Linked DNA regions of Homo sapiens: region 1 is linked to region 2. Evidence: chromatin loops called from intact Hi-C (ENCODE). Cell type or tissue: PC-9. All regions are shown on one strand. Each heading gives the region's core, and the rest is flanking DNA. Links, peaks and the distances in the headings are about the cores only.

Region 1 (16,780 bases), core at 4,405-12,404, 1.0 Mb after region 2:
ATGCTCTAACACTGAGCTATACCCCCTCTAGCAACATATATTTGAATCCTGGATATGTCGCATCCCAGATGGGTAACCTCAACCTCACTAAAATTTCTTTTCTTCATGTGCAAAACCAGGCTACTAATAGCTGGGCTACTCACTCAAGCAAGGATAAAACAAGATAATGCACATAAAGGCCATAACATAGTCTCTGGCGTGAAAGATGTAACCACGATGAGTTGTGCCATCTCTGTAACTATCTATGATGCTTTGGGACATGTTAATCTTTCTTTGCCCTAGTTCCTAATGGGTAAAAAAGAGGATCATGAGGCTTACCTCAGAGGATTGTTAAGAGAATCCAGTCAGAGAATATAATGGATTTTAAAATATAATACAAATGAAAGGCAAGATTATTATTATTTCACTGTCCAGAAAAAATTATCTCTTTGGAAATCAGTCGTGATAATGTAACTGCCCAAGGGGTTCACCTTGCCCACTGCCTAGACAGAGCCAATTCATCAAGACAGGGGAGTGGCAATGGAGAAAGAGTAATTCACACAGAGCCGGCTGTGCGGGAGACCGGAGTTTTATTATTACTCAAATCAGTCTCCCCTAGCATTCAGGGAGCAGAGTTTTTAAGGATAACTTGGTGAGTAGAGGGGAGCCAGTGAGCCAGGAGTGCTGATTGGTCAGGGCTGAAATCATAGGGAGTCGAAGTTGTCTTCCTGGGTCAGTTCCTGGGTGGGGGCCACAAGATCAGATGAGCCAGTTTATAGATCTGGGTGGTGCCAGCTGATCCATCAAGTGAAGGGTCGGCAAAAGATCTCAAGCACTGATCTTAGGAGCAATTTAGGGAGGGTCAGAATCTTGTAGCCTCCAGTGCATGACACCTAAACCATAATTTCTAATCTTGTGGCTAATGTTAGTCTAGTCCCCAGGCAACAAGGAGATCTGCTTTGGGAAAGGCTGTCTTTGTTTAAACTATGAACTACAAACTAAGTTTCTCCCAAAGTTAGTTCAGCCTATGCCCAGGGATGAACAAGGACAGCTTGGAGGTTAGAAGCAAGATGGAGTCGGCAAAGTCTTACACTGTCTCAGTCATAATTTTGCAGAGGCGGTTTCAATAACATAGAATGAGCGTGAGACTAGGATTTGAGAACCAGGTTCTAATCTTGGTTCTACCCTTAAATTCCGTGGGCCTCAGTCATCTTTTCTATAAAATACAGTTGATAGCCTAGATAATTTCTAAAACCTATTCTACCTCTAAAATTGTATAAGCCTAAATCAGTGTCATTTAGATAAATCTGCATTTTTATGGCTTGCCTAATATATGGCTATGACACATTACCATAAGCCTTGAAGAGAGATGAGTAACAAACAGACATTTTAGAGACAGACAAATTGAAATGCTGTGTGACCTGTCGTCTCCCATCAAGCCAAGGTAGGGGAAGGGGACACAGGTTCAGAAAAAGAAATGCTTATGCCTCATTCAGGAAAATGCTTTTCCACTGTGTTTCAACTGACTCTACATTTTTAAAGTCTCCTATTTAAACATACTGCTGTATATGTATAAGAATACAATGGACCCATTAAAATGATATGGTAGAAAATGTTTAGTGAGGTCCAAAGATATTGGTGAAAAATTAGGGTACAAGATAAACATAATATATCCAGTATGTACTCTCTCTCTCTCTCTCTAATTATTGATAATATTGACATTTTCTGAGGATGAAAAGACGTGAAGAATCATAGGGTAGGGGATAAATAGGGAATTGAAAGGAAATTAAAAGCTCCAAGGAATTCGACCCAACAATCCCATTACTGGGTACATACCCAAAGGATTATAAACCTACTATACAAACCCAAAGGATTATAAACCTACTATAAAGACACATGCACATGTATGTTTATTGCAACACTGTTTACAATAGCAAAGACTTGGAACCAACCCAAATGCCCATCAATGATAGACTGGATAAAGAAAATGTGGCACATATACACCATGGAATACTATGCAGCCATAAAAAGGGTGAGTTCATGTCCTTTGCAGGGACATGGATGAAGCTGGAAACCATGATTCTCAGCAAACTAACATAAGAACAGAAAACCAAACACTGCATGTTCTCACTCATAAGTGGGAGTTGACCAATGAGAACACATGGACACAGGGAAGGGAACATCACACACTGGGGCCTGTCGGGGGGTGGGGGGCTAAAGGAGGGAGAGCATTAGGAGAAATACCTAATGTAAATGACGGGTTGATTGTGCAGCAAACCACCCACATAGGTATACCTATGCAACAAACCTGCACATTCTGCACATGTATCCCAGAACTTAAAGTATATTAAAAAAAAAAAAAAAAGCTCCAAGGATCAGGTTAAAGGATAAGTGTCTCTCCACATATGCAAGATTCCCAAATACTTCAGATTTTATGCCTTGTTTGGAATGTTGAATGTGTATGCCATTATTTGCTCACCAATTTTTTTTGGAAAAAGTAAATGAGAAAACTTGTATAAAGTCTCTAGCTCAGGGTGTATCCACACAAAGTGTTGGAAAAATGTTAGTTCCCTTCTACTCCCTGTGTGCATCTATACTTAGTAAGGGCCAGAAAAATGTAATCCTGCATTTTTTTCTCCATAGTCTAATCCCATTTCTCAAAATGGCCTCTCAAATTCTCCTGCCTAAATAAATCTCTCTTATTTTACTTACAATGAGTGTCCTCCTGTTTTTATAGGTTGGGAAACAATAGTTTACCCTTTCATTGCTATCTTCCTTCATTTTAGTTTAACTCTACACATGACTGGGTGTATTTGGCGAGAAAAATTGTATAAAAGGCAATGAAAGCAAAGCACTACTTTTCAGCTGTACCTACAGTAAAATTGCTGAATATATTGATTTTGTAACTACTTTTTTATCAGTATTTTTTATGTCATTAACTTTTTCTGAGTCCACTATAATCACTTTTCATTGCTAAACTTTCTTCATTTCCGGAACCTTTCCTCAGCCTGGTCTATCCACACATTTATTTCTACCTTTTTTTTTCTTTTTTTAACTGATCTCATATAAACATAAAAATGAAAGGAATGTTTCAGAGATAGAGTGAATTAAACTGAAACAACTTAATAAATGAATTACAACATACCCTGGTATATAAAATATATCAGAAGTCTATGATCAATTTTATTGTCTTAATTATTTTATTTAACCAGGGTATTGTGTTTCTATTTCTCCCCCAGAGAACTACCATTCTTTCTGCCAAGGTATAGCCAATCATTTCTGATGACCACGTGACCACATCTTCCATTTCATTTTCCAACAGTAGCTTGTATGGGCATACTAACAGGATGTGTAACAGCTAAATCAGATGCAATTGCAATTTGCATGTTCCCTCAAATAGTAAGATTTTGTTTTTTGTAACATCTAGTCCTCTAAAAGGACTTATGTATCAAACCATAAGCAACAAATTTGCTTAAAAGAGATAATCACCGCATGTTCTCACTCATAGGTGGGAATTGAACAATGAGAACACATGGACACAGGAAGGGGAACATCACACACCGGGGACTGTTGTGGGTGAGGGGAGAGGGGAGGGATAGCATTAGGAGATACACCTAATGCTAAATGACAAGTTAATGGGCGCAGCACACCAACATGGCACATGTATACATATGTAACAAACCTGCACGTTGTGCACATGTACCCTAAAACTTAAAGTATAATAATAATAAAATTTAAAAAAAGAGAGATAATCACACACACTGTTTTAGATTAGAGAAGTGCAGAGGGATGCGGGGAGGGAAAGTAAAGATTTGAGAGATTCATTTACTACTATGAAAACCTTCCATTTCCCTACAGTACTTGCAAGTCTAAAATAGTATGCTAAGCTTTATTCTCGGTTAAAGAAAAATAAATTGAGATAATTATAAGGAAGTGGTTCTGAAGTTTTAGAGTGCTTAAGAATTGCCTTGAAAACTTGTTCAACCTTGGGATTTTCAAATCCTACCTCAAGATATGCTTTGAGTAGACCTGCAAGAAAGCCAGATTTCTGACATTTTTAACAAACATCCTAAGTGATTCTGCTGCAGAAGTTTCATGTACAGCAATTTAATTGTCCAGAAACATGCCTGATAAGTTAGCAAAATAAGTAAAAATTATAATACCCAAAGTTGGTGGAACCATGAAGAAACAGAAACATTACTAATTGCACTATTAGTGTCTACATATAATCCATATATATAATATATATAATCCATAGATTTGCTATAAATTAGAAAATAATGCAAAGCAAAAGCTTTTAAAACAACCAGAGCCTTTTGCCTGGTATTTCTATTTGAAGAATCATATGCCAAGGAAGTAGTCTAGAATCCTTATTTTAATTTAATATTTAAAGACAGTGAGGTATTATTTATAATACAAAAATATTAAGCAAGAAAAATTATCAACAATAAGACAGTTTATCTATTTAACAAATGTTTATTTAGCACTTATTATGAGACATATAGTACTAAGCCCTTCATAAATATTGCCATTTAATCCTCATTTTAAGAAAACCTTGGGACGGCTAAGCAAATAAGATTTGTTAACAAGAATATACACTATGCAGATTTTTAAATCACACATGTGGGCCATGATGACTCAGGGAGATAAATGAAATAATATAAGGTGAAAATAGGAAAAATAGAATATAGTAATAACCTAATTATAACTTTTTACTAGAGATATAGGAATTATCAAAGATTATCAAAGAGATTAGTGACATAAAATATTATTTATTTTAGATTCTTAAATTAAATTTACTTTTTTAGGAATACACAATTCTGAATATTTTCAGGCTAAGACAAGTAGTGAAGTAATTTCTATATGTTAACAATACAAGGATCAAAGGGTGGAAATTGTAAAAACAACCAACATATTCAAAGAATTGGTGGTATTACATATAAAAAGAAAAAATCCTTTGGTTTTGATTAAGATTTGAAATTTTGAGTAATTCTAATGGATTTTTTGAAACAAAATATTTTCTAAAAGATGTAGGTAAATTTCAGAATTTTAGTGAAAGAAACACTAGTCTTCACTGTCTTCCCTTAGTTTCTTCTGTCAGTTTTGGCAAATCTTGGTCAAGTTTCTCTTGCCATCAGCAAGACCATCTAGATTCTATCTCCTAGACTCCCTTATTTCAGTAATGAATTATTTTTTTCAGTTATTCCCATATAGTCTGTCAAAGAAAAGCTACAAGGACAGCAGTAAAGAGAATTCCTATTATGACTTAGATCCAAAATTGCATTCTATGTGAATCAGTCATTCTTTGAAAATTGTTTAAGTTCCTTTGAATTGGCACATTGTCAGAGATGGTTGACATCTTTGGTCACTTGTTTCAGCCTAAAATACACACATACACACATACACGCACCCCACACACAAATTTGCAGTAACATAAAAGTCCCTAAAAAGACAAGTTATTTCCAGTTTATTGACATTTAACCACTTGGAGGAAAACTGGTGCATCCATTTCAAAATAATTAATTTTTGCTGAAAATATGCAGAGGTCTGTTTTCCCAAAGCAGCCCTGTGTAAGCCATGTGTACCACTGTAAGGGCATACTTCATTGGACACCATCATTGCTTTCCCATCTGGCAACAGGTGGCCATTAATATGAAATATTAAACTAACACTGAAATGAAATTCATGCATAATCAGCAATTTTGGAGAATGCACAAGTGTTTGAAAATCTGAAAACTGCTCATTTCTCTAAATAAGCAAGCCTTCATGCCAAACTCCTCACCAAGAACAAATGAGCCACTGACATCAGCCTATAAAAAAGTGGTTTCCAAACCATTTGCTTTTGTAGACATGAATTTACTTGAAAAAGTGATGTGTGGAATAGGATTCCTTCTGGCTATAAGCAGGGTAAGTGCTGTGATAGCCCACAATGACCACAGGGGTCCCAGTGGAGGCTCTAAGGGGCACATTTTATCAACTAATGTTACAAAGAAATCTTTGAGCACATTAGGCTTCTAAATGTGGTGGCAATGGAAATGAAGCAGAGAGCAATTCACACCCTCAACTCACCATGACCAAGAGGCTTTGACTAACTGTGGCTTCAGATCATGTGTCCACGTGTCTGGCATACTCATCCACCATAGTTGGAGTTCAAAATGGCTTGTGGCACAAGTCAAATTCAAGAGTTATCCCAAAGAACCTAGATCTATGCCTTAGCTGAATTCTTTTTTAATATTATTGTTACTGAAACATCAGGGGTTTGGCCTGGGTCCTCCTGCTCTCCACACAGAAAGCCAGTCACTGAGACAATGAGGATTGCCAGGAAAGAAGGTTTTCATCAGGTGCTGCAGCCAAGGAGATGGGAGATCAGTCTCAAATTTGTCTCCCTGCAGAGGAACATTGGGGGTTTATATATGAAAGAAGGAATGTAACTACATGTGGGTAAGCAGGAATTTGAGAGGGGTAAGGAAATCATGGGGGATGAGGGGTCTAGCTTCTTGTCTGGATATGATGATCTGGTGAGTTCCAGTTCCTTGATACTGTCTGGGAGACCTGAGGGTTGGTTTCCTGAGGAAAAAACTCAGACAAGACAAATGTAAGTTTCAATTTATATGTTTATTTTTAAAAGACTGTAAACATCAGTTCTATGGGACAATTGAGCTGGTTTCATTATGCTCTTGTTTTTGTCAACTGTCTATATAAGAAACAACTTTATAAGAAAAACTCTAATTTTTGTAAAATTTCTGGCAAAGATTCTGAAAATTATATAGTTCAATATGAGTTATACAAAAACCCTCAAGGAGACTTCCTTTTGGTGCTCTTGAGGAACTGAAATGCTTATTCACATAAGATTATGAGATTAGGTAACCTACAATGATCTCCTAGAAACCTTGACTGCTAGAAAGTTTTTATATTTTCTAGTATAAGTATTGTCCTATGTCACTCTGCTTATCTATTTGCCCTTTTCTTAGAGATTTTAAGACTCTTCAAACAATTTCGGAGATAATTAAGATATGGGTAAAACATGTAGGTAACAAATACCTTGATGTTTACTTACATATACTGCTTCTATGAAAAACAAATAGCTGTAGCAGAGAAAATTTAGATAATTTTATAGAGATTTGATGGAATGTACTTTTTAATTTTTTGGTTCCAAGTATTCAATGAGAGTGTAGTCTTAAGCATTTGTGAAAACCTTCAGTTTACCTTTCTGGTTCCCATTGTTAACTGGAAATACTCTACGTTTGCCATGACAATCATATAAGCAACTCCACTAACGTAAAGGAACTCTTCTTCTGATGACTTTACCACATCAAAGGCACTGGTGGGTTGGACTGATCCCTCAGATTACCATTTCATTGTGTGCGTCATTCACTGTGACAACCTAAGCTCATTTTGAGATTCATGCATTAGTGTCTCCAAATGTGTTCCCATTTTCATATTTTTTGATAGTGGGTAATGGAAACACTAATGGCTAATTTCCAGTTTTAATCATCACTCAAGGAGCACAAACAGAATGTATTTTCAAGAAAAATATTTGTCATCATTAATGTTGTTTTTAAAATAAGTGCCACTAAAGGCAACTCTAAAATTGAAGTTTTAAAAGTATTCCAAGCAAAGTAAAATCACTGGATTAAGTGGTCACTCTCTCAAATTGACCACTTTAAAATATGTCACGTTCATTTGGATATTGAACCCAAAGATGTTTCTTTAAGAAATCTCAATGTCTTAGAGGTACCTTCTATGAAGAACATAAATTCAGGAATCAGATGCCTAAATTTTTGATATTCCTAAATAGTTATGCGTGTGCATGTGTATGTGTGTGTGTGTGTGTTTGACCATGCATTGGCATGCCACACTTATACCACTACAGCAGACCACACATAGATTTGACTTGTATGTCCAATAAAACACAAATTAAAACTTGAGAGAAACTTGTGAGATGTCTGCAGCACTTTAGGCTGGTTGGGACTATGAAGAAGAAATGTGTCAATTTTCTAAGCCTGTAAAGCAGTATATTCGGTGAACCCTAAAATGAAAAATATTTCACCCTTATGAAATGTCTTGTGAAGAACTAGGTTTACTAAAATTATGTTCTTCCACTTCACCACGTCCCTTTGAAGCAAAGGAGCCCAGTTGTCTCTTCTCACCAGGATGCTTGCTGCTTATTTATGTTATGTTTGTATCAAGTTTTAGAACTTTGCCTAGATCACAAGCTGCTAGAGCAACTTTCCTTTTTTTAATTTCCTTATTTCCCAACTAAATACTTAATTGTAAATATATATAAATGGAGATAATCTCTCACTGGAGCGTTTGTGAAAATTAGAGTCCTCAATGATTTCAGATGTGACTGGGACCAGCTGCTGACAGGAACTCAGATAACAATGCATTTCAAACAGCTAATCTAGTGAGGCTTTCTAAAAATATTAATAATAAAATCCAAGTGATTTAATTTCTCTACATAAGTACAACGCAAGCTCACTGACTCCATGCGTCACAGAGCTCTGGTTGCTAGGAAATCCATGAATAGAACTTAATATGCATTCAGCAACAGGCTGCAGGCACAATTTATCTCCATGGATGCTCCCTCAATTGCCTTTGAAATGACATTAAGATAACTTTGACGCATTCAAGACAAGCCAGTGAACACAAAGGAAACAGGCCATTTTTGGACAACCATCTGGACTTCCGGCAGAGCCCTTTGAAGTTCACAGTCCTTGAGCTGTGCATATCTTCTGAAGACAGGGATTATGGAGCAATGGCCATATTATGAAGGGCAGATGAAAGACAAAATGTGATGCAAAAGTGTGAGCTTTGGAGGCAGATGCATCTAAGATCAAATTCCAAGTCAGCAATTTATTTGTGTGGATACATCAATCTTTCTGAACTTCAGTTTCCTCTTCTATAAAGTAAGAATAATATTACACACCTCACAGAATGACTATAAGCATTAAACATCGTGTATCAAAAGCCCTGACACAAAACCTGCACAATTAGTGATATAACAATAATAGGAGTAACTGAAGTAAAAGTAGTAGGATTCATAGAATCCTAGCAGCAGAAGAGTAGTTTTTGCTACCAGTACTATTACCACTAGAATATCTATTATTCATACTACTGGAAATAACTATATAAGAGAGGAATCCTTTAGCTGTAAAGCCTTGCACCTATTATCATAACCTAAAAATAAACTAAAAGAGATGTACTTCTGGTGCAAGTTTATAAAGAGCCCTCACAGCAGTCAGTTTCACTAAATGTCACTGAATGTAGCCTTATCATCAGTATTGCCTTGGGGAACAAAGGATGTGGATAACGGTGCCACCAACTGGTAGGACAGTTTGTTGGTGATGAAACTTTTTTTTGTTTGGCTTATACTGTGAAGCCTGAGTTCCCTAATCCACATTAGGAAGAATTTCTAGTTTTTATACCTGAGTCATCTGCATGACAGAAATAACAAAGACTTAAGATATATCCACTCCTTTCCTCTGCACTGGTAGGCATCTCTCTCTTCTTTCATTGACAGGTTCAGAAAACATGTTAGAGGACTTCACTATTAATCTATCTTAAGGGACTGTACAAGGTCTAGTCAGGGTCACCTTCCATACAATGGGTAACTTCCACACAGCCAGCCAATGGGATGACAGCTTAAACAATCCTCATGATTCTGAAGTGCTAACTTCTCCAAAGTGTTGCCAGTGCAACTTGAAACTCACACATACATTTATTCGTACATTCTTGGGAAAGTTCTAGTCCTATCTTCATTTTGGTCCTGAGCCAATGTAAGCCTTCCCAAACCCTAGATAAAGACTGACTTGATTTTAAATCATGGAAATAAACACTTAGTTTTCTCAAAGGACCACAGCAGATGATGCTGCAACGGAATTGCCTTATACGCACGATTCTAAGAATTTTCTCCAATCCTTCTGTTTCTCTACCTGGAAATTCCTTCTTATAGCTGCACTTGGCAGAGCAAAACATTAAAAATGTCTTAGGTGTGCAGTGCTCCACATAAAAGAAACATTCCTTAAGGACAGCTAGATTGTGAAGCTCACAGGGATGACTCTAGGAAAACTTGTGAGGCTTCTGAAGTTTGCTCCTTTCTTTCTTTCTGCACTGCTCTACTCATATTCAATGCCATGCCTGTACCTCAACTCCATGTATATTCTGGGACACACAGCATCCATCCACTCAAGTGTCTCCACTGGTCATGCCCTTCTTGGCAGTGCCCTGGCAAAGATTCTGGCCCCATCCTCTGTCCTGTGCCATTTTTGGACCAGGCTGCATAACTTTTAATAAGATCGTTTATACTGAGGTATTAAAGAATGATTGTTATTTCATTGATTCGAAAATAGTTATTAATTGTATGGAAGCAGAAGTTGCAGGGGAAGGAGCATTGGATCAAATTAAAGAAAGCCACAATTCTAACCCCCTCTTCTTGCAACCTTGGGGAGGGGAGGTGGGGCAAGGACCACAAACTTTCTTCCACATTGAAAGCCAAGGAATTCCACGCAGCTAAAATGTAAGGAAGGAAGGAAAGTAGAATGCATGTTAAATGTATACAACACAGTTGGGGTTTCATTCTGAGATCATAGAGGGTCCCCTGAAAGTTTGGTTGAGAAAAGTTACATCATCAGAGTTGTGATATAAGAAAGGTATCCAGGAGTAGAGTAAAAAATCAGTTGTATTTGGGAGAATGAAAATAGAAAGACAAGTTAACTCTGCCTCTTTCCTCTCCATCTGGCTCAAGGCAAACATTGAAGGATAACATCCAGTATCTATGGAAGATGGGAGAACTGAGTGCAATGTAGCCATCTGACTCCAGGCCATCAGGGCACTTGGCAGCTACTGCTGCTGCTACCTCTACTGATCCACACACATTTTTGCCTCGGAAGGTATTTCCTGAGTTATAAGTACATCAAAAATATTTGTGAGTAAGTGTAAGAAAAGATAGGCAGCATGGGGATGCCATCTCCAAAAGAGAAGCCATGGTTTTACTTTTTTTTTTTTTTTTTTTTACTATTTACTAGTTTTTACTGTCAGTGACATCATTGGATTTAACAAATGAAAAAGACAAAATGGAAAGCAATAGACCCCTAAGCAAAGTACAGAAGAGGTAACTGAGTCACAGAGCCATTAACATCCTTGTCCAAAGTCACACGCTGATAATAGTGGAGCCCTGGTCCCCTGGCATCCCTTTCAGGGCCATTTTCAGGCCTCCATCAGGAGCTTCCTGCCATCAAGTTGTGCTCTTCTGGTGAGAAAGTTTCCAAGACCTCTCTAGGGCAGAAATTCCCATCTAGAGAAAGAAAGAAGGAACTAGGGAGTATCAAGAGGCAATCCATCAGTATCTCAGTTGCAGCAAGGATTTTTCTGATAATCATAAAATTCCCACCATTCCTGGTTATCCTACGCTAACATCATTTAATAGTTAGTTCAATATTGAGAACCACTCATCTTTCTCCTATATCTGTCAAAATTGTCCTTGGATGGTCGGCTGTTGTTGGAAATGGCAGAGGTCACACAGGCCAGCTGAGTTCATGCTCAGCCCATGAAACAGGAGTGTGTTTTCCAAACTCACAATCAGGCTGGCTTCTAATCTCACCACTGAAAATGAGGATTTTTGAAAAATACCACTTACTTCTTGAGTAAGGTTGATAAGTCAGGGAGTTTCACTTGCTTGTTGTTTTTATTTTCCATCGTCTGCAAAGAGAAGAGCACGAAGCATATCAAAGAAGTATGAAGGGTATCAAAGAAGATTTGACTTACTCAAACAGCATTTACCAGTTCAAGGGTGGCAACTTCTGCTTCAGTACATTTAGAAGTATTCACATGCTATATTGATCCAGGAAATAAAAAATCATAAGTGACACCTAGACAGCTGGTTTTTAAAAAGTAGTTTGGCTTGAAAAATTTCAATTTGAACAGGAAATTGTAGAGCAGTGGAGTGAAATGGCACTGAGAGAGGACTGGGTTTGGTCCCAGCTCTGGCCTCCGCTCACTGGGTGGCCGTCTGGTGGGCATGCAGTTCTGCCAAGCTTCAATTCCTCATCTGAGAAATGAGAAAATTCAACCCGCCTTCACAACCTTCAGAGATAGTTGATGTATGCCACAGACAAGAAAACTGACTCTCAGAAAGTTCCAAGAACTCCAAGTTCACAAAACTAGCAAGAGGAAGAGCCAAAATTCAAACCCAGGTGTGCTCACTCCGAGGAGGATACCTTACCAACTGCACTCGCGATCTTCAACCTCTACTCTCCGATGACCTGGAGGGTTTGGGCATGGGATTGAGGGGCTAGAATAGGTGGTAAATGCGCAGGGATCCAGAACCCTCCACGTTGACATTAGCAAGAGCAGCTCCATAACTATCATTTGTATGTATTGAGTTTCCATACACAATTTTGTTCAAGAAATTATTCCCTCAGCTAGAAAATACTTTGAAAACTCTCTTGTACCATGCTGTCTTCCAATTCATGCCTTTAGTTTCTAGAGCAGTACAATCCCAACAGAATTTTCAGTGATGATGTATGTGCCCCATATCTGTGCTGTCCAGTACAGTGGCCAGTAGCTATTTGTGGCTACTGAACACTTAAAATGGTGATGATGTCTAAGCAAATAAGTTTTAAATTTTAATTAATTTAAATTAAAATAGCCACATGTGGCTGCTGGCTACCATACCAGACAGTGCAGTAATCTACAGCAATAGTTGAGGAAGGGAGGATCAAAGGTCAACCAAAATTAACCCACGATAATGACAAAACTTTCATTTTAAAGTTAAACACCATTTGGTGCGACTAATTAGAAGCTGAAGGGCTTTTACTTCAAACATGAAATAAGCAAACAGTGTGGCTTTTGTTACTGTTTTGGTTTTGTTGTTGTTTTTTCCCAGAGCAGATGAAAAGACTTTCCTGTTGGTATATACGCAGATGAGAAAGTTAGAGTTGAGGATACAGGTGATCTCTGTGCATCAGTTTGCCTACACTAAAACAGGACCTCTGTTTGTCTTTTTAGTTATTTTATATTCGTTTTGCCATTTATAAACAGGTCATTTTTTAATGTAGTAACATTTGTTCTTTCAATGAGGTAATTGAAAGACAGGTCTCAATGTGCTGGCTCTTGCTTTAAAAAAGAAAAAAATCCGCCTCTTGTTTTGGACTGTGTTCCTCTCCCACCTCCCCTGGTGAAAATTCAGGCACCCTAGGTTTTATTCGTTGCTGGAAAACTGACCCCACTCCAAAGGGACAAGAGCCTGAGTCCAGAGGCAGGCCAGGAAGTAGTCCCCACTTCAAATCACAGTTCACAGAAGTGAGAAAGTATTCAAGTCAAATGTCTGTCCTTCATGGATTATTATTACAGCTGTGTTCTTTCCCAGTAGCTGAATAAACACAAAAGCAAATTTTATTTTTTTTACTTGATTCCAGAGAAACCAGTGCATTTATAGTTCAATTCTCTCTCCATAGGTGCACCCCTCCCCGCCCCCTCTATATCTCAGTGAATCAGACCACCTGACAGCAAAGGCAGGAAAAATCATTTCTCACATTGTCATCCAATGAATGACTGAACAATGCATCGTTTAAACAAAATCAGAGTCTTGCAGTTTCAAAATGCCAGTACCGTTTCTCCAAGCAGTTCCACGCTGGGTCTGTATTAATTCATTCAGACACACTAGGGGTAGACATTAAAATGAAAATAGTCTGAACCAGATTAGTCTCTCTATTGGAATAAAAAGGGGTCAATGGATCAAACTTGGAAGATATAATGTAGCATCCAGACAGAAGTAAGCCTTGTTAAGGTAGGATTTTTTAAGGAAACTGCTTACTTAGTTTTACCCTCCAGAATCCTTACTGTGATCATTTTCTGGGACCTGTTAAACTTAGGGCATCTATATTCTTTCTCTCATGCACCAATATTTATAGTTAATGTAGGATTCCTCCCATATGGCAGGCATCCTGACAGATCCTCAGGGGAACAACAGTGAACAAGGCAAGTCCCTGATCACACAAGCCAAGATCTAATAAACAATTAAATATGAGATCCTTTGAGATTTTGTGAATATGAAGAAAATTAATATTAAGAAAGTTAATATTAAGAGATATGAAGGAAGCAGGGTAATGTTGAGAAGGGTGCAACTACTTTTGTATTAGGTGGCCTGGGAAGATCTTTCTGAGTCAAGGGTGCCAATATTAGGACCTATAGCAGGAGCAGAAGCAGAAACAAGCCATGTGGTTTGCTGATGAGGAGGGTCTGAAAAGCATCAGGAAGAAAAAGGAGGAATCAGAGGAAATTGCCATGGTGAAGGAAATGCAACGGAGGAAGAGAGGGTGACCCCAGTCCAAGATGAGCTTGGGAGGTGGCAGGAACTGGTTTCTCCATGACTCTAAGGGACATGGGAAGGAAAGAGATACTCTCCCAAGTGCCCTAAAAGAAGCTGTAAAGGTTTTTATAAGCAAGAGGCAGTAACAACCTCAGGACTTCCTGAAAATGACAAGAGGGCTTTTTGAGATAACAGAGTCAGAACTCTGTAAGAGATCAAGTCCTCGCCATGAGGCAGGGGATATTCGGCCAGCATGGCTAAGAAGAGACATCTGGCTGGTTCGTACTGTGCCTCTGTGAGTCCCACATTACACGTTGCTGCTGCCACCCCCTCCCCGCTGTCCCTTCCAGCCACACCATCAGCCACTAGCCATGCCAGCCTCCTACAGAGGGTCATCTGTGCACCTGCCGGTTGGACAGTGCCTAAGTTCCTAGCCTTCATTAAGTCTCTTGCTTTCCTGGAATGAGCTTCTTCCTTGACCCACATGCTCCTCATTTCCTTGCTTTCTTCATGTCTCTGTGCAAATTTCACATCATCAGAGTGGATTTCTCAATCCAAAATAGCACTGCTTCTCCTTTTCTCTCTCATTCCCCCTTACTCTGCTTTACACAGCTTGTTTTTCTTCATAACAATAATCAGTACACGAGCTATTTATGTATCTCTCTATTTACTTATTGTCTGTAATAGAATACAGGTTGAGAATCTCTAATAAAAAAAAAATTTGAAATCCAAAATGCTCCAAAATCCAAAACATTTTGAGCACTAACATGATACCACAGTGGAAAATTCCACACTTGGTCTTATGTGATAAGTTGAAATCAAAATGCAATCCAAACCTTGTTTCATGCACAAATTTATTTTGAAATATTACATAAGATTACTTCCAGGCTCTGTATATAAGGTGCATAAGAAACATAGATGAATTTCGTGTTTAGACTTGGGTCCCATTTCTAAGGCATTTCATTAGGTATATGCAAATATTTTAAAATTCTAAAGAATTTGAAATCCCAAACACTCCTGGTCCCAAGCATTTCAGATAAGGGATACTCAACCTATATAAGCTTGTGGAGGGCAGACCCTGTGCCATTGTTGTGCATCCTCCACATCTGTCTTAGTGCCTTGCACATAGTAGGTGACTGATAAATATGTGCTAAATGAAAAGGAGCAGTCATCCCTTGTTCTTCTATACCTAAGAGCCCAGAATCTGCTGCAAGTGAAGCTTCTCAACAATCAGCATCTTCTACAGTGGAAGGCGGAGGAGAAGCCCTTTCTGGAAGGAAATTCATCTCCTACTTAGACAGTAAACTTAAAATAGGCTCTTCCTGTGCACACCCCACAGATGCTCCTTATAATTCCTCAACTTTCCCCACCAAGCAGTACCTCAGGAGCCTTACTGGCCAAGTGATTTTTGCCAGTATCTTCCATATATCAACCTAAAAAGACGTTTTTCTTGAAGAGAGGAAAAAATTGATATATAGCTTAGCAAGAAGTGGAAATTTTTACTATAGTTGGGTTAAAAGCAAAAAAAAAAAAAAAAAGGAAGCATACCAGCTAACCTCTGTCTATTATACTATGATTTTTCTCAAAGGCAGACACCAAATAGTTCACAAGGGCACCCATAGCGCCAGGCCACTTAGTAGGCTCTAAACATGTCTGTTGAATAACAAACACGGCAGTTGAAGGGATATAATTTATACCCATAAAAAATTAATTAGAGAGAAAGCCCAGTGTAATAGAAGTTTAAAGCCAGAGAGTTTCCACTTTATCAAAGCAAGCCCTTCAAACACAAGTTACACTCAAAGAAATAAGAGTTTGCCAATGCATAAGGCCTGCCTCCTCCAGGAAGCCTTTCCTAACTGCTTCAGTCTAAACTAGATTTCTACTGCTTTCAGAATTGCTGCCACACCTTATATTAGCACTTTTCCAATGCTTTAAAACAAGGACGGCTTCTCTCCAAAACTGTATCACATTTGAGAGTTAGGGCTGTATCAAATACTTCTTCTGCCAGCCCAGCTCCTGAAACCATGCTGGGAAGGCAAATGGTAGAGAGAATATTTTCTAGGCATGCTCTGGTTAATTAACAAACAACCTTTTTCCATTTTCATTTCTCTACTCCATAAGCAACTTAACTATGTTTTTCTATTCTTATTTGCATATTTACTTACAATGTCATCATGTTTCACATGTATATGTTCATTTTGCTTACACAAAATGAAGCTATTTTTCTGCAATCACAAGAATACTGTTAACACCCAGAGCCTAGAATTTCCCATCTGTTAGCAAATCTCACAACAAAGAGCCTTTTTGGAAGCGTAGTTAATCCTTTAAAGAGATGTATTTCACAACTCAACTCTTATCTGATGTCAACAGAAACATATTTTTGCAAAATGTGGCTCAGATGCAAGCGTGCTAAATTACTAGTTTAAAATACAGAAAGATGGAAAGGGTTGTGGGTAAATTTTACAAGGGAGAGTAGTCTAATTATCCAAA
Region 2 (16,780 bases), core at 5,257-13,256:
AATTGGAAGAATGTAATTGCCATTTCCTCGGATGGATAAAACTGAGGGAGGAACAGATTGAGGGAAGGGACATGGTTTTTGGACTTGTTAATTTGAAAGCCTCTTAAATATTCAACTGGAGAGATACAGCAGGCAGTTGGCCAGATGAATCTGAATTTATGGGGCGAATCCAGGGTATAGCTGAAACTCTGGGAGTTACAAACATGTAGATTGCATATAAACTGGTTAAGATCACCAGTGGAATGAGTGTAGATATACAAAGAATCTAAGGTTGGAGCTTTTGAGAATCCAGTGTTAAAAACTCAGGGGGAAGTGGTGGATCTAGGAAAGCAGAATGAGAACATGCAGCTTGTGAGGTAAGAAGTCTTTAGCTTCCTGAATGGCACCTGGAATATAGCAGATGCTCAATAAATATTTGTTGCATGAATGTGGGATGAAGAGAACAACCAAGAAGACTGCCTTGAAGCCAAGTAAAGAATTTAAAAGAGTAAGGAGTGATTAGCTGTGTTAAATGCTGCAGATTGGTCAAGTAAGGTGAGAGTGAGAATGAGAAATGTGCTTTTGGATTGAGCAGCGTGGAGGTCCTTGGTGCCCCAACTACAGCAGTTTTCATGAAGTTGTGGGGAGGAAAGCCTGATTAGAGTGGGTTCAGGAGAAAATAGGGGGAGAGAAATTAGGGACTGGGTGTAAACACTCTTGAGTTTTGCCGAAAGGAGAAGGAAACACAAATCATCACAGATGCTTCTTTGGATGGATAAGACATAGTTGCTGGTTTCGTAAATGGAAAATGAGGATTAATGTAGACATAACTGAAGTAGTCTGAAGTGTTAATCTGATTTGGGTAAATGAAGAGGCGAGTGTTAATTTATGCTGAATTTTCTATATGTCTAAACTGGGGAATTATCAACACAAACATCAAATACAAAAGAAAATCAAATAGTGGTTAATGATAGCATCAAAGTGTTAATAAAGGCAGAGAACTGTAGTTAAAACCATGACTTCATGCTTTAGAGAGATGAAGATAAAATAAGAATGACTTCATTTGTTAGTAGAAGTTTATAAAACTGATAAAGTGTTAAAAATCTGTAATTCTAAAGTACAGTTGAATGTCAGATGTGCTTTGAGACATTTATGTAATTCTTCATTTCTGTTTTGATAAAAGGAAAGCATTTCTGTCATAATAAAAATATTAAGAATTATGGTTAATCATCACAGAATGCTTGAGATATATGAGACAGTATTTTTGGCTTCTCACATACATGACCTCTTTTACTTCTTTTTTTTTTTTTTTTTTTTTTTTTTTTTTTTCGAGACAGTCTCACTCTGTCGCCCAGGCTGGAGTGCAGTGGAGCGATCTCGGCTCACTGCAAGCTCCGCCTCCCGGGTTCATGCCATTCGCCTGCCTCAGCCTCTCAAGTAGCTGGGACTACAGACGCCCGCCACCACGCCCGGCTAATTTTTTTTTTTTGTATTTTTAGTAGAGACGGGGTTTCACTGTGTTAGCCAGGATAGTCTCCATCTCCTGACCTCGTGATCCGCCCGCCTCGGCCTCCCAAAGTGCTGGGATTACAGGCGTGAGCCACCACGCCCGGCCTGTTTTACTTCTTATAATAGCCTATGAATGATCATAGAATATAATGCACAGAAAGGATAGATAAGTTGTTCAAAACCACAGCAAGAAAGTCAGGATACAAACTCAAGTGGTCTGCTCCAGAGCCCATTGCTATAATCACTTCACTCTACATCCTCCTAACATGTACACGGGTTTTCAATTTGTATTACTTTTATTTTGTACATTTGGCAGAAATTTGCCGTGTATTGGTATTGAATTGTTGTGTGGTGACTACTTTTTCTAGATATTGGTATATATCACGTTTACATTTCAGGCATTGGTTTCTTTACGGACTAGCTCTGGGGAAAGAGAAATTAAATATGATATATTTCTTCAGGGATTTCTGTTAGATTAGTTAAGCAAATCTATACAGATGGTCCCCGATTTACTATGGTTTCACTTAATGAATTTTTGAGTTTATGATGGTTTTATTGAGATTATTAAATGTATTTTCCACTTATAATGGGTTTAAAAATTTTTTTTATTTTTAGTTCAAGGGTACCTATGCAAGTTTGTTCTATAGGTAAACTCGTGTCACAGGGGTTTGTTGTACAGATTATTTTGTCACCCAAGTATTAAGCCTGGTACCCAATAGTTATTTTCCTGATCCTCTCTCTCCTCCTACCCTCTACCCTCAGGCAGTCTCAGTGTCTGTTTTCTTCTGTATGTTTCCATATGTTCTCATATGATGGGTTTATTGGAACATAACCCAATTGTAAGTCGAGGAGCATGTGTACTTTGAAAAATGTTTGTTTAAAAGACATGGCAATTACATTTTAAAAATATATTTTAGGGGTGGTCATGATTTTGAATCAAATTGGGAAGTTTTACTTTCATGTGTGCATATATAATGTATATAGAAGTGTAGTTTGGTAACTCAGCCTTGCCTTCTTTACCAGTTTTGATGCTATTCCCTCATGACTGTTGGTGAGAATTCGAGACAGGGAAGAACAAACCGCCCAAGACTAGTAACATACTATTTTTCTCCCTCACTCATTGAAAGGCATATTAAACCTCCTTAGGCCTTTTTTTTTTTTCCAGCGAGCATTCCTAGAAATTTTTTTGCAGTCAATTACATGTTCCCATGGGAACAATGCGCTAATTTGTGGGAGATTGGAGCCTGACCAATGACTTCTACCTAATAATTTACTCATTTCTTTGTTGTTTACTCTGTTTCTGGAACTTTGCTAGCCACTGGGCTGCAGAGGCAAATAGGACTTTGTCTCTCCCTTTCCTTAGGACTTAAAGTTTGGAAGAGAAAGATATATTTAAAATTTAAAACTTTACTACTTTGGCTGAGGTATTGTCTTGGAAGATGTCTTACTGAGGTATTGTTTTGGGAAAATGCACATTCCTGGCCCAAATCTAGAAAAACCTATTCATTAGGTTTATTTTAGGGCCTAGGAATCTTACTTTTAACAAGTTCCCTGGGTGGTGTTGATGGACATGATCCAAGGGTTATACTGAGAAATACTGTGTTCTTTGGAGCATAGGGATTTAGGAAGACTTTGTAGAGGAGATAATTCTGAAAGTGATGTATTGCTTTCTCATTTCTTGGAGTGGTAAGTGTGCCTGAGAGAGGGAGACGGGGAGAGAAGGGTGGGTAGGTTAGATATTCTGGGGGTAATGGAAAACTTGCGGTTGAGGCAGAGCACTTTGTAATAAAAAATTTTAGATATGACTAGTGGTATTTTACAACAGGGAAGAGAAAATACACATCTCTGTAGTTTAAAGATAAGCAAGTTCTGCTCTGAGTCTCAAATAGTCAACATAAGCATACCATATATTTTGGTTACTAAGGATCCCCAATATAGGGCACCTAAAGGACAATTTGTATCATAAATCTCTCCTCAAATTAATAATAGCTAATTTTGCCTAAAAACTAATATTGCAGGGACATTAAATGTCTGCTTCGAATAGCCTATTTTTAAAAAGAGGATTTTAAAGAAAATGTAAATTGCTGATTTCTTTCTATTTTAATAATTTCCCCTGGTACAAATAAAGCTTTCAGAATCCCTCAGTTGATGTGAATATAGAAAGTACAGGGCACCAAAGAACTAAAGGACAGGTAAAAGACAGTGAGATATGAGACTTCAATCTTAATTTATGCAGCATGAATTGGATACATTGGTGGGAAATAATCAAGTAAAATGAAGGGATTACTTATATGTTAGCTTAGTTGGTTAGTATATTGTATCTGTGAATCATAATACTATTGCTTGGACTTTTTTCCTGATGGATTTAGTAATTATTATTGTATATACAAGTGGCTTTTATAGAATGCTTTTTGTTATGTAAGTTTCTTTACTTTTGGCTGTTTTCAAATCATAGATGGGTTGGACTTCTACCATTAGTTGTGAAGTTGCCGTATAATACTCTTTTATTTTAAAATACCAAAAGTACACCCTTCTCTGATTTAATAATAGTACTATATGTATTAAATGATGATTGCTTTTAGAATATATCTTCCATATTTTGAAGCAGGAAAATTTCTATTTTTAAAGTGGTCATTTCTGTTTCAGTAGGTGTATTCTATCCTTTTATAATTCTTCAGCATGATTAAAATTTTCCTCATCTTATTATTTTTTTAAGGGTCTGAAAAGCCCTCAAGAAAGCCTCAGTGATCTTGGTGCCATAGAGAGTCTCCGGGTCCCTGGAAAGGTATTGAGCTACACGTGTGAGCGTGACTTTTTACTTCCTTAAGAAAATATGATTGCCTCTGGATAGTAATTGATTCACAGAAGCTTTTCTTTCCCACAGGCAGATGGTTGTTAAGATAAGCTAGGTAAATTTTTATTGTATAGTAGGTGTAGGGCTTGTTTCATTACACGTTGGGATGCAGTATGTATGATGCATTATAGCAAAGCAAAAAATGCAAACTTGATAAATTTGGAATTTATTATATTAAATTCTTAGCCTGAAAGCAGTTGTATATATGTGTATGCACACACACACACACACACACACACACACACACTCTCTCTCTCTCTCTCTCTCATTGATTTATCTGCTGTAATTTGTAGAAATAAAGTGAAATAGTTGACTACTGACTTTTTATACTCCTAACATTCTGTGCCAAAAATCATGATTATATTTTTGTTGTGGAGCAGAGGTTTTTGAAAAAGCATCTAAACCATAGTATTTATACTGAATTGTATAACTTATCTCCTAGATTGTAGGTATTTTAGATTTTAATCCTCTGATATTCACGTGAATTTCTCAGTTTACAAATTTTATATAGGTTATTTGAAAGCTAGCTAGATTCCCCTTGGAATTATTAAGTATTGTTAAATCCCTGCTGTTTTTCTGGAGTGTTGCTGCTTGGAGCTGCCCATGTGAATAGCTGCTCCATCACAGATTAAGCTGGCACTTCTGAATGTCTGTTTTTGTATTTTTTAATTTGAGAGTGATACGTGAAAATACTGTTTGTTTTCTGCATCAGGCATTTGAATACACAGGGTGTGCTTCTCTTGATCAGCAGTTTAAGGCCTCTCCTTACACCTCGGTGTCAGCTCCTTAGGAGGATGATTTCTCATCTCTTTCAGGTGCCTTACCTGCTAAAGTGAATTTTGTATTTACTGCATTGTTTTTATTTTGGGTTAGGCTGAAACATATTCTCCAAATGCAATAAAATTATAACCAACCCTTTTGCATGAAATGGTTCAGACAAAAACTTAAGAAAAGCATTCCGTATAGTTTTATGTAATGTTATTAAAAATTAATGACTATGAAAAGGTTGGGAAACAAGAGATAGCCATAAATCCTAATTAATTGACAATAATTCTCTTTATTTCTTTGAGTTAAGAAAAAGATTATCATGCATTATGAACATACCTTGAATTAGATTGTATTACATATTGCAGAATCAATGTCAAATTGATGAGTGAGCCTCTTTAAAAAAATACATTACAGTCTTAACAAGAACTTTCTGTTGTGTTTCCACCATGAGCCATGATGTTTTCCCAGTACTGGTTGGTAGTGAATATGGTGATCTCATTACAAAGTCTTCTTATTAAATGTACACCCCTAGCTCCATCAGTGACCAGTGCTGTCTGTACTTTTAGGATAACTGGCCTTGGGTGGAGTGGCCAGTCTGGGATCACAAGGTCAGCAAATATAAATGGTTCAGGTGAAGAGTAAGCCTAAAGCACTGGTCTCTTTAGCACATACTAAGAAGCTAAGTTAGTTAAATAATAAAACAGTTAATAGTAAAAAATGTATTGATGCTATAAGCTTACATTTAACCTTACACTAAGAAATCCCTACAAGCTTCATCTGCCTGTTTGTTTTTTCTGTGTTCTCCTATAGCATAACAAATGATGGAGGGTGAGCAGAGCTTCTGCCTTCTTTCTGGGTGGTTCTGAGAACATGAGAGTTGCTGGGTCCAGAGAGTGGCAAAGCTCCAGTCAGTAAACTGAGTCTTTGGATGAGGTTTGAAGTCAGTACTGAGATCAGGAGTTAAGAAGACTCATATTCAGAAATTCCCTACACAGCATAGCTTGATGTAGCTTTAATGTTCAGTATTTTTTCACAATTTAGATAAGACTTTATACTTAGATCATAACACATATATTTTAATGATTTATTTTTGTATAATTGCTTTGAAATTAATGTTGTTGCTAGTTCTTGATGACCTGAAATTTGATGTAATTGAAGAAGATCTTTAAGATCTTTTAAAATTAAGATTAAAAGCATTTTAACAAAATGGAAAATGTTAATTCAAATGATTATTTTGAAATAACTTTTGCTTTAAATATAAAATTAATGTATGCTCTAAACAGAAAACATGGTAAACGGAAAAAGGTATCTTAAAAAAAAAATCACAAAAATCACCAACACTGTCAAGGTTAACATTGCCTACTGGTCTTTTCCCTATGCATATTCCACAAATTTATTGAGTTTCTATGTGCTAGAGATACTTTCTAGGGATTGGCAGTATAGCAGTGAAAAGACAAAAGTTCTCTCCAAAAGTCAAAACTTCCCTGCTGTCAGACAGCGAGCTTACATTCAAGCAGGGGTAAGGCGATTACAGATTATAATACTGTGAAGGAAACAGGGCGATGAGATAAACTCCTTGAAATTGGCAGTTATTTTACAGGAAGTAGTCAGTATAGCTTTTTATAATGGTATTATAAGTTATACAACCTTTTAAAAATGGTATCATACTCTAGAAATTATTTGGAAGCTTGGGTTTTTAACTTGGTGATATATATATATATATAACATAGAAAATTCTCACAGTATATTCTAGGTTTAAAAAGCAAGGTACCCATTAGTTTTGCTTAGGGGAGTACTCTTTGAACTTAACAATTTGTGCTATTTAAGTAGTCACTGTTAATTCTTATATGGAAAACTTATAAACATTAACTTCATTTAATAGCTCTGCCTCACTTATAACTGTAGGTACAACTTTTAAAAAACATATGCCTGGTCTTCAGGAATCGGCTCCTTTCTTTTCATAGTATCTTTCTAAGTTAGGACAGGGAATTGAGAGATTTCAGTGGCATTTTCAAGAAAGAAATAGGTTAGTTTGGGTTCTGTTACATGAAAAGGTTCCAGTATAAAGGATAAGTAGGAGAAAAATGTTAGGATAAATGATGGCTGTTTAAGTTTAAAATGGTCAAATATTGGCAAATTGTATGTGCTTCAACTTGCTAGAAAAAGGAGGGTAGTGAAGGAGAACTGAAGGGCACTAGGTGTGCTTGATAAGCCAGATGGTATTATTTATTTATTTATTTTAGAACTATATAAATTCAAAGTGGGAAGAAACTGTATAAACCATCTGGTACAATTTCTGCATTTTATAGACAATCTGATCCTGTGCCCGATTTTAAGAGCAGATGCAAGTCAAATGGTAATCTATATACTGGAAATTTGGAATTTGGGTGGATAAAATAGTATAGAAAAGTAGAAAACATTTAAGGTTCTTTTCAGAACTTGCTAGAGGAAAGGAAACTTTTAGACAGATTTCAGGAATTTTAGCTTAAATAGCTCAGAGCCAAGATCAGTGGTGCCCAAACTTTGCTGTACATTTAGAATCAACAGTCCCCAGGCCATGGCCAATTCCAATTAAATCACCGTTTTTGGGTGGAGGCAAGTGTCAGTAATATTTAGAGATTCCCTGGTAATTCCAGTGTAGAGCCAGGTTTGGGAACCAATGGCCAAGATGAGAATATTATCTCAAGAATGGAGCAACAGGAAATAGAGGAACTGTTCTAAAAAATTGTTTGGAAGTTTTACTGAGAATTTTTGTAGAATAAGATAGAATGACCTAAAATTTCATTCTTCGAAATGGATTCTGTTATGTTTCAAATTAGTGGGATTTTCATGCAGAGTTAAAGATATAAGAAATTAGGTAGTATTTTCTAAGTTTGTTAATCCATTTAAACATGAAAGGTATTTTACTTAATTGGTTACAAGAATTAAGAATACAACTAGTATTTGTTATAATATATGATAGTAGAGCCACAACGTTATTAGTTATAGAACTTATTTGGACTGTGTTTGAGAGTATTTGTTGAACCCTGATTAAAAAGTAAAAATACCAGTATTCAGAACCTTATAAAATCTACATCCAGCCTTTATTAATATACACTTTCCATAGTACTTCCACAGTGGCACAATGTGAACCTGAAAAAGAGTATTGATACTAATATTGTTTTACGAGTTTTTAGTGAAGCATTGCCTCCTCATAGTATTCTTTAATGATAAGGGGGTTTTTTTGGCCTCAATTTAATTAACTCATAAATAGTAATGGGATTCAGCTGTCTTTACTTTTACATGATTGGTTTACCTTTGATTTTTTTTCGTGAAAGAAAAATATAGGATGAGGTGACAAAATAAATGTCTGTTGCAGTCAACATTTGATAATATAATTGTTTAAGGATAAGAAATAATTTTTTTATACTTCATCCATTCAACAAATATTTATTGAGTACCTGCCTACTCTGAAGCATTTCTACTTATATAAATTCTAGGAATTTGAGCAGAATGTTTTCTAGAGTTTCTAGTACTTCTGTGAAATCAGATAAACCGATTTGACTTGACTTCTTAAAATCCATTAAAAGAATCCTAAAACCACCTGCTAACTGCAGAGCTTGGTTTACAGTTTTACCAAAATTTGTGGAGAGTGTGCTTGAATCACAGTCAAGAGACATAGGTTGAAGTATTGACTTAAACATACAGCTTGTTGAAAGGAAGTCATTTTAATGCTTTGTGCCTCAGTTTCTTCATTTGTGAAAAGATGCTATTGAACTAGACTTTTTTGGAATCCTTTTTGCTCGAATGTTTTATACTTTCTATATTGTAATTTTTGTAGGAGAAATATGACACAAGAAATATACATTCTAAATAATTTTTTGAGCAGTTTTTGTTAGAAGATTTGCATATTGGTGTCTGTATTAGAGAGGATTAGTATTGAGGTTTATGACTAGGTGAATTTATTTAGTGATCATGATAAAGACTTTCAATTTAGGATTATGTATCATTTAGGACAGGTGTCTTCTGCAGGTGGTACTAAGGGAGACTCTAACTATGGATCTGCAAAATCATTTAAGAGTTTTTCTTAGGTGCTCATGGCTAACAGTATTTAGTTGTGTTCTTTTTAACCATTAATGAAATTATGCTTCTCATAGCTTCAGATGCTTTGAGATTCTTAACCCTTCTTTCATAGCAAATCATATAAGTTCATTCATACAGTCCATTTGGCAAACACTTATGGAACCAGGCAGTTACTAATCATTGAAGATGCAGAGAGGTACAAGACTGTTCCTAACTCAACCTGAGTGGGGGAGACAAGCAAAAATAGATAATTGCAGAGGAGTAGAGGCACAACAGAGTTCAGCTAGGAGAGGATGTGGAGTAGGTAGAAATGTATTCAGGATCTTTTAGAGTTGGCGATTAATTTTTTTAAGAAAGATTACAGTTTTATGGGGTGAGTTGTTGAGTAGAGGTTGGGGACAAGGATACTGATTAAGAAGAAAACAGGAACATAAGGTATAGGAAATGGAGAAGGGTTGCATTGGAAGGACATTTAAAAAGCAGAATTTAAGATTGATGATTTTATTGGATTTGGAAGGTGGAAGAACCTGTGAAAGGCACTGGGATTGAAGGTGCTGTGATGTTGTCTTTTCTCAGAATAGACAGTATTGTTTTCTTTTAGAGAAAGTGTCTGATGAGATGTTCGAAAACAAAAGAAAAACAAAATTAAGATGTACACACTCGATTTTTCTCTGTATATCTTGATTTATGATGTGTCTTTTCTTCAGTGTTAGCCCCAGAAAGGACAGGCATGTGACACATATTAAAATACATCATCTTAATCACTTGATTGTGTTATAAAGCTGGATTAAAATGTGATCCAATAACCTTTTATTAAAATGTTCTATAAATCATTTTGCCCAAAACCTCTTTTTAAATTGTAACTTCAACAGTATTCCACTAGATGGCACTAAAAGCCTGAAGAAAAACAGGGTAGGCTTTAAAAGATAAGTTTATTTAAAATGCACACAGAAACTGATGAACCGGCTATCTTTGACGGATTATTATTGTTGTTCTAGTGGGATTTTAGGAGAACGTGCCATTTCCTCATGTAATCAGACATCTGGCCATTCATTATAAACTTACGTGGCATGTGGTTTTAGGGTATCTGTGATCTTGAAATAAGTTTTGAATCCTGTTTCATTTGGAAAGAGATAAAATCTATTTCTGTTCAGTGATTAATGACTTTTGTAATACTGACTGAATATTGAAAACTTCATGTTTTGTTCTTACTTCTAGCTCTGTTTAGATTTTGGTCACTAAACGCTTCTTTTTTTTTTTGCTTTCAGTTAGAGCCCTAACGTGATGTTAACTTTGGTAAGATTATAGCTTCCGTTTTCCCTATAACAGAATAGATTTTTTATGTTGACGAATGAAGAAATGCAAACAGTAAAAAAAAGTCTTTGATCAAAGATTTGCTGTGGCAAACCGCAAATCATGCTTGTAAAATTTCTCCACTTTCCTTCTCAACACACACACACACATACACTGCATTCTGCCATTGAGTTATATAATCAGCTATATAAGCACTATATTCTGCCACTGAGTTATATAATCAGGTGTATAATGTGGACTGGTCTAATGAGCTAAGTACAGAAAGAGGAGTTGGTGTGCATTTCATTTTTTATTCTATATATTTTTTTCAGAGTTTTGAAATCTGACCTGTGAAGTAAAGATTTGCATTCATATTTTTGTTTGAATAAAAACTAGTACTGAAGATTATGAGATTCCAAGCTGTTATGTGGGTTTAGAAATTAGGTTAAATTACTTTTCAAAATTGCAGAAAATATTGAGTTTAATAATGGTAAGGAAAACTGTTAAGCTGTCATAACTTTTTATAAAAGTGAATAGAATTAAGAGCCCTGAATTTGGATTAGTATTTTTAATTAGTGTGGTATTTTAGATAATTTAAAAGTAGTGATTAAATACAAAATTAGTAGTCTCTCTTTTTTTCCTCCTAAACTTGAATATATTCCCTTGAGTGATGAACTCTTAAGTGGAAAATTTTTTGGTAAAGTTATAGCCTAGTTCCTTAGAAACCACAAACATACTGGGAATGTATCATAATACCTTACATTTGAGGGCTCAAATTGTTTTACATAGCTGAATCCCCAATTCCCATAATACCTTTTTTGTTGTATTGAGAGGAAAAGTAGCTTTGCTAAATCAAAGATGTTGACTTAAATCTCTAATATGATTGTTTTTCTTCACTTTTCATAAAGTTATATTTCTGATGTACATTTATGTACATGTTCATGTAGCTTTATCTCAGACATGATCAAAATAGAAAAATAGACTAGGTGGTATTATATGCAACCTTATTGCATGTTGTGACTGCTGGAAAAACACAGCCTCTAAAACGTTGAATTCTGCTTGGTTTATTACATTAAGAAAATATTGAATATTTTTGCCTGTTTTTGATATAGCCTAACCTGAGGCAGTGATATGTGTTAAGATGTTTTACTTTTAGTGAAGAAAATATGGTTCTAATATACAAAAAATATGTTGAATTTAAACAAATCTCAGTTGTTGCATTTGTCTTTTGGCATACATGCAGACTCTCCCTTGTGACATTTTTCTATCCTGCGGAAGCCACCCTTTATTGCTTTAACCTGTTGTGCACTTTCTCGATTCAATATTTTTACTTTTGCTTTGCTTTATATTTGTAACCCTATTCTCCCAATTTCTAAATCTGAAATTCTACCTATTCTCTCATATTTTCCAAATGCCACCACTTCCATCAGATGTGAACCCACCGTCTGATGCCTTCATTCTGTTTGCATCACCCTCATGTTCTGCTGTGCATTGTCATTGCTTACTTATTCATCTGACCCCTCCTATTATTTTAACAACTGTTTGAGGGAAGAGCTATATTTTACTCATTTTCGTTCCTGTATGACCTAGTATGGGAAATTTTTACATAATGGGAATTTAAAAAATTGTTAAATGAAATTTGTTTTTTAGGGGAAGATAAGGTTATAGAGCTTTGAAAGTAGGCAGGTTAGTTTCTAATGATAGTATGGGAGAGAGATTTGATTTGTTCATTTTTTGCCTTTTATGCTTTTGTTTTCTCCTCTTTGTTATTCCAATTCATTACTTTAATTGTAGTTTTTTTCTCCAGCTTTAATTCTGGGGTAATGCTGATAATACTTTTTGCTTAGTTGATTACCATTGACAGCAAGTTGTGTGGCAGCACATTTGGTAGCCTGTAGTTGACAAATTATTTTTGGACTTTCAAGTTTTAGAGAGCATTTATATCACTATTAATGATACTATGTATTTATTAATTATTATGTGACATAAAATTTATTATAAAAATATTTTAAACATTTTTAAGACTGAAATATTTTATCCTAGACTTAGTTTGAATATCTAATATTATTATAATTTTTTTCTTAAATCATATGTTTAAGTATGGTGTAAGAAGTTCCATTTGGTATTCATTTCCCCCAATTTTGCCTTGTAATTTTTTTATAGGAAACTTTTTGTTCATTTTGTTTATGTAAAATTTGGGCTCACACCTATGTATTGGTTCTATTTTAGGTGAAGAATTATGTATTTTTGTACATCTCCCACCCTAGGGAATCAGTTTCTATTAAATTATGTAGTAATTGTGTTAAGAATAGGCAATCTGGTTGCTTCTGTTTATTTTTCTAATTTACATGTGTAAAATATTCCTAAATCAGTTCACATCGTTATCTCTAATTAAAAGAAAGAAATGTTTTACTAAGAGTTGGTGGAAAATTTTGACTATTGAAACAAGAGCATATTGTCTTTTCCTTTCCTTTTGTCTTATATTCATTTTTTGCAATTAACTGTAAATTAATTTTAGTTTGATCAGTGATTATCTATGGTGTGCCTTGGCACTGTGGAGCAGCGTGATGGAGAATGAAGAGAAATCTCAGTTCTCAAGAAGTGTACAGTCTGATTGAGCAGGCAGCCCTAACAGCGATGAAACATTTGGACAATGATTAGGTAGAAGCAGAGCTTTACAGACTGCTAGTTCAGTGGGACTAAAAAGAACACGGTGATCGGGATTCTAATCAGAAGGGGGTTTGAATAAGTTCCAGTTCAGATGTATATTTTCACATAGAAGTTATGAAATTGTTTTAAAGGAGAGGATATTTTATAGGGAAATAATATTACATAGGGGCATTTGTTTTAGATTTAATTCTATTTTGTATGCTACATTTCTTTTTCTGATTTTCTAGGTTTTATTCCTTTCCTTAGTCCAGGTTTCTTACACTTCAGAGTATCAGGTGTTCCATGTCAGTTCTTTGAAATTATATGGGGTTGTATGCTCTCTGTGATACTAATTGCTTAGTTCTTTAGGAAAGAATAGCATTTGACATACATATACAGATTGTACTCCTTTTACAGATTCATCATGTTTTTGAAATGTACACTTGTGAGATACTTATAAATTATGTTTTTTCTTTGGCATTCTTAATAACTTCGGATATTTGTTTCACTGTCATTTTGAGAGAGACACAGAGAGAGAGAGAGAGAAAGAGAGAGAGAGAATGCATGTTTGCCCTTTACAGGTGAAAAAAAAACTAGGCATGAAGAGACTAAGTTGCCGAGGGTTAATGATGGAATTGCAGCTAAAAATCCAAGTATCTTTACCTTCTTATCAATCAATTAGGTACTATATGGAGAACCTCAGCATGGTGTTATATGTCATTGACATTTATGCTTTTAAGATGAAAGTACTCAATTGTTGCAGTCTATTTGAATTTCTGGCTTGGCTCTATTTCTGATTTAAAAAAATCGTAGCAGTTTTTGTAATCTTCAAATATTTTGTCTTGAATGGTATCAACTGCATTTATTTGCTCATGTTGCTGCAGACTGCAGAATTCCTAGGGAGGCAGTGTTGCCATGTCCTCACTTGGGCCTCATTTCCTCCCCTCCCTCAGCTTACAGTATATGAAGCTGATATTTCAAATGCCTGTGGACTTTTAGGGAAAGAGATTTCCAGGAAGTGCAGACCTCCTCTTCCATTTCATTTCTGACTTTCATTTCATATTTCAATTGGATGCATGGAGGCTGCCTGTTGATAGGCTAGTTGGTAACCTTCCCTTCCACACGTGTGAGTTTTAACCAAGTCTGTGCGGCAGCACCACTGTCCAGGGTGCTAAATGGATTCCTGTGTTGTAGATAAACCCCTTCAGGAATGTAGTTCCCACTGTTGGGACCCTGGATTTCTTACTGCAATCATAGTAACTGATTGCACGCTGACTCAGTGATAGCTATGTCATTGACCTTTTTTTCTCGGTGTATTTTATGAGTTAGCACAGAAGAGGGATTTTCTTTTCCAAGCATATTTGATTATTCAGGTTTGATATTTATGAGTTTGCCTTCTCTTTTAAGTTTATTGGAACTTTACATTTAAACAGTCAACATTTTCTTGAGTTTTAGATTTGTTCTATTTTTTTGGCTTGAAATTACTAATAGGGAATAATTTTATAGTTAGTTTTACAAATACAAAATATAAGTTAAACTCTAAAAGATATCTGAGCAAGGCTCTTCTTACAAATAAAAAATATGCCCTGCAATAAAATAATCTAGAATGTCTCTATTTGAAAAATATACTGTTCTTTGATCTTTCACAAACCTGACAAAAACAAGCAATGGGGAAAGGAGTCCCTATTTAATAAATGGTGCTGGGAAAATTGGCTAGCCATATGCAGAAAGCTGGATCCCTTCTTTACACCTTATACAAAAGTTAACCCAAGATGGATTAAAGACTTAAATGTAAGACCTAAAACTATAAAAACCCTAGAAGAAAACCTAGGCAATACCATTCAGGACATAGGCATGGGCAAAGACTTCATGACTAAGATGCCAAAAGCAATGGCAACAAAAACCAAAATAGACAAATGGGATCTGATTAAACTAAAGAGCTTCTGCACAGCAAAAGAAATTACCATCAGAGTGAAAAGGCAACCTACAGAATGGGAGAAAATGTTTGCAATCTATCCATCTGACAAAGAGCTAATATCCAGAATCTACAAAGAAATTAAACAAATTTACAAGAAAAAAACAACCCCATCAAAAAGTGGGTGAGGGATATAAACAGACACTTCTCAAAAGAAGCCAACAAACATATGAAAAAAAGCTCATCATCCCTGGTCATTAGGGAAATCCAAATCAAAACCACAATGAGATACCATTTCACGCCAGTTAGAATGGCGATCATTAAAAAGTCAGGAAACAACAGATGCTGGAGAGGATGTGGAGAAATAAGAATGCTTTTACACTGTTGCTGGGAGTGTAAATTAGTTCAACCATTGTGGAAGACAGTGTGGCAATTCCTCAAGGATCTAGAACTAGAAATACCATTTGACCGAGCAGTCTCATTATTGGGTATATACCCAAAGGATTATAGATCATTCTATACAGATACATGCACACGCATGTTTATTGCGGCACTATTCACAATAGCAGAGACTTGGAAGCAACCCAAATGCCCATCAAGGATAGACTGTATAAAGAAAATGTGGCACATATATACCTTGTAATATATGCAGCCATAAAAAAGGATGAGTTCATGTCCTTTGCAAGTACATGGATGAAGCTGGAAAGCGTCATTCACAGCAAACTAACACAAGAATAGAAAACCAAACACTGCATGTTCTCACTTATAAGTGGGAGTTGAACAATGAGAACACATAGAGGGGAACGTCACACACTGGGGCTTATTGGGGGGTGGGGGGCTAGGGGAGGGATAGCATTAGGAGAAATACCTAATGTAGATGATGAGTTGATGGGTGCAGCAAACCACGATGGCATGTGTATACCTATGTAACAAACCTGCACATTCTGCACATGTACCCCAGAACTCAAAGTATCATAAAAAGTGAAAAAAGAAAAATATACTGTTCTTTAACTGACCAGATAATTTTTGTACATTTCCTTAGTATTTTTATTGTGTTATTTTAATTACTGAAAATGATTTAAAACAATAGTTCCTTTTTGTGTATATAAATGTATTTGAGGTTAATTTGAATTAAAAATCAAATGGCTAACTTGTGATATGTCTATAATGTCTTGATTAACTAGTGTGGCAGGGGAGTGGGTATCTGAATTGTAAAAATTTACTAGTTAACTGAAGCTTTATCTGATTATGCAGTGAAATTGCATAGGATAGGGATGCTGACATTGGGTTTAGGGATTTGTCTGTCATGCTGTTCTTCAAATCCACAGAACCTCCATTCTGTATCATTAGAAAGAAAGCATTTTATCATATAGAGAAGTTTAGCTTCATAATCAGATCATTAATTGTAACAGCAATCCACTTTGAAGGAAGCCTCATAGTATTACAGAACTAAATTTGTGAACCTTTTCTGGAGCCACTGTTTCTTAGCTGAGTACTGAGATTTTTTTAGCAGGGTTGATGTCTTCTATTCAGGACTCCAAAGTTGATTGTGACCCAGAAGTTATTGAGGTGTTCTTCCCTTATTATCTGTGGTGAGACAGATTTTAGAATATTATTAAATAGTAAAATTTATATATCTGTGATATGTATGTATGATATGTTTAGGTAGTCACTTTTTTTTCTTTTGTTGGACATTAAAATTTTTATCAACCTTGTTGATGTGCAAGGAATTGAGAATAAAATCTAAATAT

The links. A loop is a pair of places that touch in the nucleus more often than their neighbours do. Peaks named below come from ENCODE experiments on the same cell type or tissue, not always from the same donor. Only the 100,000 strongest peaks of a DNase experiment are listed, where the experiment ranks them.
Region 1: a loop joins it to region 2, with 5 times the contacts of the local background. A loop is called at or near these places in 3 of 110 quality-filtered maps.

The regions. Positions count from the first base shown.
Region 1 is chr7:94,267,712-94,284,491 of GRCh38, forward strand. It overlaps LOC112267858 (a long non-coding RNA gene), which reads right to left. Exons shown (of 4, transcript XR_001745273.2): 3 at 11,618-11,679; 4 at 8,816-11,275. Among named protein-coding and RNA genes, the nearest start is that of COL1A2-AS1, 120 kb to the right of the region's middle. In PC-9, for the core only: a CTCF peak has its summit at 9,332 (motif pointing left); no DNase peak of the experiment used is centred there.
Region 2 is chr7:93,235,662-93,252,441 of GRCh38, forward strand. VPS50 (VPS50 subunit of EARP/GARPII complex) reads left to right here. Exons shown (of 28, transcript NM_017667.4): 2 at 4,205-4,273. Among named protein-coding and RNA genes, the nearest start is that of VPS50, 12 kb to the left of the region's middle. In PC-9, for the core only: CTCF peaks have their summits at 10,047 (motif pointing right) and 10,254; no DNase peak of the experiment used is centred there.